Linked DNA regions of Homo sapiens: region 1 is linked to region 2. Evidence: read pairs that join two places in POLR2A ChIA-PET (ENCODE). Cell type or tissue: OCI-LY7. All regions are shown on one strand.

Evidence for each region. Peaks named below come from ENCODE experiments on the same cell type or tissue, not always from the same donor. Only the 100,000 strongest peaks of a DNase experiment are listed, where the experiment ranks them.
Region 1: POLR2A ChIA-PET joins it to region 2 with 6 read pairs; 1 of 35 experiments calls an interaction of 5 or more read pairs at or near these places.

What each region holds. Positions count from the first base shown.
Region 1 is chr17:80,603,167-80,608,166 of GRCh38, reverse strand. All of the region lies in intron 1 of RPTOR (regulatory associated protein of MTOR complex 1), which reads right to left. Among named protein-coding and RNA genes, the nearest start is that of RPTOR, 61 kb to the right of the region's middle. In OCI-LY7, a CTCF peak has its summit at 2,367; a DNase peak (open chromatin) is centred at 2,386; H3K4me3 peaks cover 1,014 bases; H3K27ac peaks cover 2,624 bases.
Region 2 is chr17:79,934,800-79,939,799 of GRCh38, reverse strand. It overlaps TBC1D16 (TBC1 domain family member 16), which reads left to right. Exons shown (of 12, transcript NM_019020.4): 12 at 1-5,000. Among named protein-coding and RNA genes, the nearest start is that of LINC01979, 11 kb to the right of the region's middle. In OCI-LY7, a CTCF peak has its summit at 2,812; a DNase peak (open chromatin) is centred at 2,819.

The DNA.
Region 1 (5,000 bases), 670 kb before region 2:
TGGGGGAACCCTGCTCAGTAAACTGAAAAATGAGAGAGTCTATCACTCTCAAAATCAAAAGAATTAAGTGACAGCAAGCAAAAATCTTAAATACAAATACACTGTATCATGAAACCCAACATTAGCAATACACCGTCAGCAAAACTACATCCTTTTGTCACATTAAATTAATTGTGTTCATTTACTGCCTTTGTAGTTGGACTGAATTTGTATGTTTGGGATTTACAGCTGCACAAAATTCCTCTAACCATAAGGAATTTATGCCTAGCCTTGGGTTTTATATGTTTAAGTAGCATTATAATAAAAATTATGTATACATATTTTTACCTTCAGTACGGGGTTTAATTAACTTTAAAAAATTGGGGAGCATGTGGGTGGTGGTGCAGGTGGTACAACGAGCAGGTACCTGATGAGGACTGCAGCTCCAAGCAGCAGGTCCAGCCCTCATCCTGCAGCACCCAGTGCTAAAAACTGTGGCCAAATTTCTCTAAACAAACAATGTCAAAAAATCGGGGAGATATAAAAGCAAAATGAACTTAAAAATAATTATATATATATATATATATAAATGGCATATATACACATATATGCCATTAAAAACTTTAGGGAGATGAGGGACAAAACATCAGTTTTAAAGGAGGCATAGCTGAGTATAAATCCTGATCCAACCACTTAGTGGCTAGATTAGAAAGCAGGACAGGTTACAGAAACACTAATCAACTAGTAAGCTAACATATACAGAAGAGCAATATAAAAGATACTCTGAAAACGATTGATACATGACATTAAAACCACTAAATGATCCATTTTTTGAACATTACCAAAACTGTGGTTTTAGATCCAAAACTACCTTCAGTTGTAAATAAAATCTGGTACTGCCAACAGCTACAGAGTAATAAAATGTTTAAATAGTTTTCAGGTTGAAGAAAGCTGGGCGCGGTGGCTCACGCCTATAATCCCAGCACTTTAGGAGGCTGACACAGGAAGATCACTTGAGGCAAGGGGGGCGTTCAAGACCAGTCTGGGAGACAGAGTGAGACTCCTCTTCAAAAAAAAAAGTTGAAGGATGCCCTAAGACCGTGGGGTCTGAGCCTCACATGCATGCACCTCACACTCAGCTGCTAAGAAGTAATGTGTGGGCGCCTTCATGTGCTGCATCTGTAATACGACCTACTGTAGATTCATTTTTCTTGTTAGATAATGCATCCTTAACCTGAGTAGCTCCCTCTAGAAATCTCAAGTTGAATTTCAACCAGGGAATGGCCCGATTCATTGCCTGCTGATTGCTAAGAGGTATGACTTGTAGGTAGATATGCAGTGCAATTAAACGGATACTCACACCCCCAAAAAGAACTTTAATGGATGGATGGATGGATGGATGGATGGCCAGACGGAAGGGTAGGTAGGTGGTTGGACAGACAGGTAAACAGTAGTGAACAAATAAATGGACAGATAAGTAGACAGATCCATTCAGACAGAAGATTGAAATTTGCCCCTGACAAATGATTTCCCACAGTGTCATCACTAAAACAAAAATCAGAAAAATACAAGAAACAATAGGACCACTCCCAAAATCCTTAATCAACTGCTTCAATCAAGAAAAGGTAGGGTGGGAAAAAACTGTCAATCACTTTAAAAATTGCTACACAACTGCATTCATTTTTAAAGATCAGGTAAAAAATTTTCAAAAGCTAACGGAAACCTCCTAAAAAGTTTACTGGTACCAGGAGTTCCAGACCAGCCTGGGCAACATAACACTCATCTCTAAAAGAAACAAAAAATAAAAAAATTAGCAGGGCATGATAGACCACTCCTGGAGTCTCAGAAAGCCCTGTCTCAAAAAAAAAAAAAAAAAAAGGCCAGGCACCGTGGCTCATGCCTGTAATCCCAGCACTTTGGGAGGCCGAGGCGGGTGGATCACGAGGTCAGCAGATCGAGACCACCCTGGCTAACATGGTGAAACCCCGTCTCTACTGAAAATACAAAAATTAGCCGGACATGGTGGTGGGTTCCTGTAGTCCCAGCTACTTGGGAGGCTGAGGCAGGAGAACGGCGTGAACCCGGGAGGCGGAACTTGCAGTGAGCCCAGATCGCACCACTGCACTCCAGCCTGGGCGACAGAGCGAGACGCCATCTCAAAAAACAAAAACAAAAGTCTATTGGTAAGAGACACGCATAGAAAACACCACCACCACACTTGATTCACCTAGCACCTACCAACACCTCAAGCTTTACATAATGACTCACATTTCCAAAACCTAGATAATGAAGGACAATCAGATCCAGAGCTACACCAGTGCCCAAAGAGCAAATCCACCCTCCGTCTGACTCAGAGCTCCCTCTTACTGCACAGCTAGTCCGTGCCTGAGACATAACGGGCATTCGTCATGAGCAACTGAGCACAGATGGGTCTGTGACTGCCTCCCATGTGTCAGGCACTGTGCTGGGTGCTTTGCATTTTCAAATAACCTGGCAAGGTGTATATCACCAGCTCTATTTTACACCTAGGAACTGTAGCTCTGGAAGAGAAACGCCCAGGTGGTCTAGGCCTCACTGGTACCCAACTCTGTTTTGCAGCCGGTATGCCCCATTTGTGTTGATGATCACTAGATAAGAGACTTAAGACTATGCACTTCCTCTCGGCCATGGTCCAGAACTGAGACACGGTTTCCTCAACTCATCACGGACACAGTAACGGAAAAACCCTGCGCAGGCTCTCTAGCTCCCAGCAGTGCATTTTCACTGACTCTCACGTATCACCTGCTCTGTCACCCACCACCTCCCCACCTTCTTTTTTCTTAATGTAAAAGAAATAAAACCTGAGAGGTTATACACCTGCCATCACAAAGCCCCTCTCCCAGTAAAAGCAGGAGGATGAGAGCACATCCACTGCTGTCAGTCACTGCTCTCCTCAACACTGAGTTCAACGAAACAGCCTTTCTTCCTTCTTCACCCAGCTGAAAACTTAACTTTGAGAATTAGCAAAACTGCCCATAAGCCCCGAGCCCCAGGGCATCTGAGTGCTGGTGAAACATGGGCCATCCCACAGGACATGGATCGTCTTAACCGTCTTGGCCATACCTTACTCCAACCCATAAGAGAAAATCAGCCAGGTGTGGTGGCTCCCACCTATAATCCCAGCACTTTGGGAGGACGAGGCAAGAGGATCACATGAGCCCAGGAGCTAAAGACCAGCTGGGCAACATAATAAGACCCACCCTCTCAAAAAAAAAAGGGGAAAAAAAAAAAGATATGACTTGGCTCTGTGTTCTCATCTTGAATTGTAGCTCCCATAATTTCCACGTGTCGTGGGAGGGGCCTGGTGGGAGGTAATTGAATCGCGCGGATGGATCTTTCCTGTGCTGTTCTCATGATGGTGAATAAGTCTCACAAGATCTGATGTTTTTATAAAGGGGAGTTCCCCTACACAAGCTCTCTTGCCTGCCACCATGTGAGACGCGACTTTGCTCCTCATTCACCTTCTGCCATGATTGTGAGGCCTCCCCAGCCATGAGGAACTGTGATTCCATTAAACCTCTTTCCTTTATAAATTACCCTGTCTCTGGTATGTCTTTATTAGCGGCGTGAGAACAGACTAATACAGGAGGATTTTACCTTCTGGACCAACAGGGACAGCATCGTCAGCAACCCTGCTCCTGGAACAATTTTCTCCTGCTTCTCCTGTTCCATCAAAAGACTAACTCATTATTTTGTCCAAAGATACTATCTACATTTATGAAGACTGAGAAAGTTACTTTAACCACTTTTGTAATGCAAAGATATTTTATAGGTACTTAATATTTAATTGTAATTCAATGATGTTCTCACAGAAGTAACTCTGCCAGCATTCTGTATCTGCACAGCACATAAGCTCAGAAAAGTTCTGTTTCTATCCAAGTTAACATACAATTCTAATAAGTTTTTTCTTGCAACATACCTGCTACTTCCCCTTTGTGACTACAACTGTATTATACTTCAGCACTTGGTTGAAAATAGCTGATTGAAAGTGGTGATGTACATGTCAATATTCGCTTGTTTTCAGGTTTTTATTCCCCCGTCTGTGTTTGAGAGACATTAATCAGAAAGGAAAGGATAAGTTGGTATCTGTGCAGAAGAGGGTTAAGAAAGCAGGCCCCAGCAGCCCTCCTTTCAAAGCCCTGCTTACAGGGGTGGCCCGTGGCTGGGGTCTGCGGACTTGGATTTCTGGAGGATTCCCACCACCCTAACTAGTAAGTGGGGTTCGCTGTGCCTCAACTGTTTTCCAACAATATGGTTTATGCTGAATGCCTGCTTTCCTGCCAGAAGGCTGGGATTTTGGCAAAGGCTACCTGTCACCAGCCTCCAGTAAAAACCCTGGGGGCTAAGTCTCGGATGCGCTTCTTTGGCTGGCAACATTTCACTACCTTGTATTGGTCTACCTTGTTCTGGGGGAAATTAGCCCCTCCTGTGAGCCTCCATGGGGGCGGGGCTTTCAGAAACTTGTGCCTGGTTCCCTTCAGACCTCACCCCATGCACCCTTTCGCCTAGCTGGTTTTGCTTCGTTATCTTTCTACTGTAATAAATCATGCCCATGAGTATTAGATCCTGAGTCCTGTGAGTACTCCCAGTAAATCCTGGAAGCAGGAAGTGGTCTTGGGGACTCCACCCAGCACCACATTTGCACAACCAAACAATAATCAACTTTTCACCCCTCGTTCCCTTAACCCTTCAAAGGATGCACCAACCCCCACGAGCTTCTTGCAAAGCGCGCAGGGTCAAACACGCGTGCTTTCCCAGTTCCCTGAATTCAATGCGTGTTCGCACTTAGTACAAATTAGACCATCGCCTAGATGTGAAGCTCCCAGAAAAATCACCTTTTATGCCACGACCTCCTCATTCTGAGCTCTCACTGCTTTAGCGGTTTCTTGATAGGTTTCTCTTGGTTTGACAACAAGATAAATTAGATTTAAAATTATTTCCAATTTTACTCAACGAAGTCTACAGGTTACATTGTCTGGGTA
Region 2 (5,000 bases):
GGACGTGAGAGCGACCACAGTGAAGGAGCCAGCACTCAGGGCTCTCTGCCTTCTATGTGGGAATGAGGTCTTCCCAACAGACTCTCCCTCTTCCAAAAGATTGTGTATCAGTTGCTCCTTCTGGGATTTAGAGATGGACAGAAAAGGGTGTGCGATCTATGCTGTGAGAACTCCCAGCCAGCTTAGAAGTGTCGAGCCATTTGCACAGAAAGCCACTCCTTGAGCGAGGAGACCAAATCCCTCCTGAAATCCTCCATCGCGTCCTTCTGGGGAGAAAAACCCTTGATGTGCTGAGAACCATCATGGGGACCAGGATAGAAGGCTTCTTCCCACTCAAAGCTTTTCTCCCTGGAGGGTGGGCACTGCTGGGCCATGCCACTTCAAAGCAGTGTTCCTCAGCAGGAAAGCGGAGGTCACCACTTACCGGCCTCCTCCACCTTCTCGGCTTCTCTTTTCTCCATGAACCCAGGTCGTCCAGCAGGTACTTCCAAGTTCCCAGGTCTGTCTGCCTAAGAGCCTTTTGAGGAGACCGTCCTGGAGCCCCATCAGTGCCCAGATCCTGGGGTACCGACCATTGCTGTCTAGCAGTGGGGGATCCTGTGGTGGGAATGGGGTGGGCTTCTCATCCATGTTGCTTCTGGGAAGAGAGGGTTGCCTTTCTGGGCTAGGGAGGTGGCTGGAGCTTCTGCCCTGACCCTCCGCTAGAAACCAGTTATATCCATTGCCACAGCAATACTGTGTAACAAATCCGCCAACACTCGGTGGCCTGCAACAGTCAGCACTGATCTAGGGCAGGAGTCAGCAGTCTGGGCAGGGTGATTCTTCTGGTCTAGGCTGGGCTTGTTTGTTTAGGGCCAGTGGGTTGTTAAGTCCCAGGGGATGCTCATGGTGCAGAGGTCGGACCTGGCCCTGCTCTGTGGTCTCTTGCATCCCTCCTGCAGGCCAGCCATGGCACAGCCAAAGGCACGGAGGGAGAGACAGCAAGTGCCTTTCCAAGCCTTGGTGGACACCACACCTGCAGCTCTCCCCTTGGCCACAGCAAGTCACGTGGCTGGGCTCAGCATTAAGGGGTGGGGGACAGGCCTGCCACTTTATTGTCCGCTCTGCACAGTCGGGTGGCAGTAGGCTGAGAATTTGGAGGGCTAAACAACTGGGACTCTGGAGAGTCTGTGTCCTAATAATGCCTGCTTTGGAGCACTCCTTCCCCACCCGCCTGCTCCAGGGGAATAGCGTCCCTGGTCCTAGCATTTCACTAGATACCTCGTGCCTTTGAACCGCTGTGTTTGGGAGGGAGGAAGAGGATAGACAGGTCCAGGGCTCCCCTCACTTGGGAAGGTCCTAGTAGAAGGCATTCCTTCTGAGTCTCCTGGCCCTACAGCTTCTCACCCCTGCTGCTCCCCAAGACCTGACCCGGACCAATCAGCTGCATCTCTGCACCAAGTGCCACCCCCACCGTGCACTGCTCGCACCTCACGCTCCCCATGGGCTGGCCCGGACCCCAGTGAGGTCTGCACCTCTCGGACCAGCCAGGACCTCGGAAGCCATGAGCTGGGTGTTCAGGGCTTGGCGGAGGAGACGCTGCTCCGCGGGGGATGGAGAAGCCCCGCCCCTCCACAACTCCCTTAATCTGGATGCAATTAGAGGAAACCAGCCAAAAACCCCGCGGCAGCTGTTGCCCCGGGATTATTCCCAGCCAGCGAGAGGCATTAGGGCGATAATTCAGTCATTAGACTTCTAGCCTTCCCACCGCCAGAACGTGCAAATAGGGGATAATCAGCCCTGCACGGCCATCCTCAGCAATGCTGCTTATTTAACCCATTTTTTAAAATGACACTTAATGTTATTGGCTGGCGTACGTGTGTGCGCATACTTAAAAGTTGATGCGTGGTGCAGCTCTGCTGCTAATGTCTGCTGACAGCGTCGCCCGATGTTGCTCAGGGCCTCTGGGAAGAGGGGACACCTTTGATGTGGGCGTGCTGGCACCCAAGAGGCAACGTGGTCAGGCTCGATGCTTGCCAGCCCTGGAAGGTCCCGCCAGGGTTGGGGGGTCGGGTGAGCACTCAGAGATCTGGGGAGGAAGCGAGGAGCCTGGTGTCCTCACCAGGTGCAGAGGGGAAATGCGTACTGCTCCAGAAGGTTCTGACTCAAGTCTCGGCCCTGAGGACTCAGAACTCACAAGTCATGGATCAAGTACAGAGGGAGGGAGGGCCCCAGCCCACCCCTGCGGGGGAGGAGGAGGGTCTGAAGGTGGGAGGGCAGCTCCATGAGCAGCCACTGTTCCTGACCAGCCGAAGTGCCAGGCAGGGGGAGGTTTCCATGTCCAGGAGGGAGAGGACCTCCACCCTCTGACCTTTCAGTTTTCCATAGCAGCCCAGTGTGAAGCTCGGCGGGGGTGGGCAGGGCATCAGGACAAGATGAAGATGCTGGCTCTGGAATGAGGACTCCCCTTGGGCTAAGGGGTAGTGGCTGGCAGAGGTTGCCCAGCTCTTTTGGAGGCCACAGGGAATAGAGGTGGGGTGGTGCTTCCGTTCCTGTGAGGCCCGCCCCCCTGAGCCCCCTCGTCTGCTTCTTGTTTGGCAGAAATAGATGTGGGGCACAGCCCCTAGATGATGGGAATCTGCCCAAGCTGTGCCCTCTGGGGAATGAAATCTTGCTCCTCGTGCAGCTTCCCCTTTCCCTTGCGGGGTGGGGGCTGGGGGTGCCAAGGCTCCACCCTTGGAGGGGGTTGCTGGGGGTGCCAAGGCTCCACCCTTTGCTCGCTGGGCAGAGGGAAGGAAGCACCTCCCTGTATGCTCTGCAGGGGCCCCTGCAGGCCACTTTGCCTCAGAGGAAGGAGGAGAGGTCCCCTGGGAAAATGCGCACACACACACACACACACACACACACACACGCACATGCACACACGCACGCATGCACACACACACACACATATGTGCAGGGGTGCAGCCTAAGTCAGTGGAGCCAGGACTGGCTGCGCAGCTGGGCCTGCCCCATTCTTGGAGTCCCCAGGGAATGAGCCTCAGGATCCACTTCGTCCCTTGTTTCTAAGCCAGGCTGCACGGCCGTTCCTGGGTGTGAAAGCATTCTGTCCTGTCTCCAGTCAGAGGGAACCGCCCCCAAACTAGAAAGCTAATTTCCCCCGAAGGTTCATGAAGCCAGAGGCATGCCCTTGGGGGTTGGTCGGGAGAAGGGTGAGAGGCAGTGCTGTGGAAGGGGCCTGGCCCCTGCTGCCTGCGATTCTCCCCGGGTATGTGGCCTTCTGCCTCCTTCAGCCTCAGTTTCCTCACCTGTAACATGAGAATAATGATGCCTGCCTGCCCAGGCCACCTCCTGGGAGTGCATTGGGGACTCTAAGTGTAAAACTGTCATGAGGATGGTTTATGAAGTCCCAGGGACCACACCTGCCACTCAGGGAAGAGACCGCTGACCTCAGCCATCAGCCGTGTGCATCGTGAGGGGCAGCGAGCTCAGGACGGAGAGCTCTCCCTTGGTTCGGAGTCAGCACACCTGCACTCCCACACGCCCACCCAGCTGTGTGTCCTCCGCCGAGGGCGAGCCTCTCTGTGACTCTTCTGTAAAATGCACCCCATTCTGCCCACTCCTGCCACGAGACCCATCCTCTGCGATCCCGCCAGGCATGTGTGTGTGAATGCATGTGCAAAGCTCTCCATCAGAAGGGTGGTGTGGGCCCTGCAGGTCCTACCCCTCGGCCTTGAAGCTCCCTCGGGCTGCGGACTCTGCCTCCTGGGTCTGAGCATTAGAACCAGGAGAGGGGTGTCCCTGGGCAGAGCCAGGGGTGCAAACAGCCTGCAGCCATCTGGCCTTTTAAGTATAGTGTGTCGCATTTCCGGGTAGGAAGGTAGCATTTCAAGTTCAAAGAGAGGTCAAGTCATGCAACCATCTTTCCTCCAGCACTTTTGGGGTAAGGAGGACAGTTTTTGTTATGGTTTAGGGGAAATTTTCATGAAATTTCCACCATTACCAATAGATTACTGATGTCCATGGCAAGTGATCTGTTCTTGGTATTTTGTTTTGTTTTGTTTTGGTTTTTAAATGTAATCACCCATTGGTCAGGCCCAGGACTGGTCACCATGAGCTCTGCTAGCCACGGCCCCAACGATGCTTCCGGCTCTCATGGATTCCACAGCAAATAAAACTGTACTGACAACAGATGCACGCTGTACAGTGCCTCTGGAAGGTGCGGTGGGACTTGCTGGGTCAAAGCACGGCAGGCTCTGTGCTGGGCAAACAGGGCCCCGTGGCAGCCCAAGGGCAGCCTGCAGACGCCAGTGTGCCCGGCTTCTCCCATGTTCTGAGATGGGGGAGGGGAAGGTGTAAAAGAGAGCTGGATGGGGGCTGTGGGGACTGAGGGTCCTGGGAGGCTGGCCAGGGGCTCAGCAAGCGCCCACTTTGGGAGGCCTTGCCCTCTGGGCTGTGGTTGGACAGCACTAGGCCTGCAGGCTGGGCTGCCAGGAGGAAGAGCAGCTCCGGACCTCAGGCCCCCCCAGCAGGCGGCGATGGAGGGTGATGGGAGAATTGACGAGTGCTCGCGGGGTCTCACTCGGGAAAGGGCCGGTTAACTCTGAGCAACTGGGAGCCTCGCTCCCACCCCAGTGCCTGGAAACACAAACAGTATTTTATTGAGCCTTGGCTGCCGGGGCTCTGGTTTCAGGAAAAGCCTCAGTCCTGCATTTGTGAATTTTTAAGGAGGCAAACAAGGTGAATTTGACCTTCCTAGGAGTGGGAGTTAGGGAAAATTCAGGCTGCCCTACCAAGCCCTTGGAACCGTGCAGCAGGGGTCAGGGGAGGGATGGGCAAAGGCGGTTTGGCCCATGGAGCAGGTCTCCTGGTCCTCCCGGAGCACGGGGGGCGGGGAGCTCCAGCTCTTCATCAAGCGCCCTTTGGGGTTTCCAACTGTTTTCTGTTGTTCTCTGTGTGTCTTTTCCCCTTTTGCCTGGGGGCGGGGGCTGGAGGGGAACATACCTCTTATCTACATCACT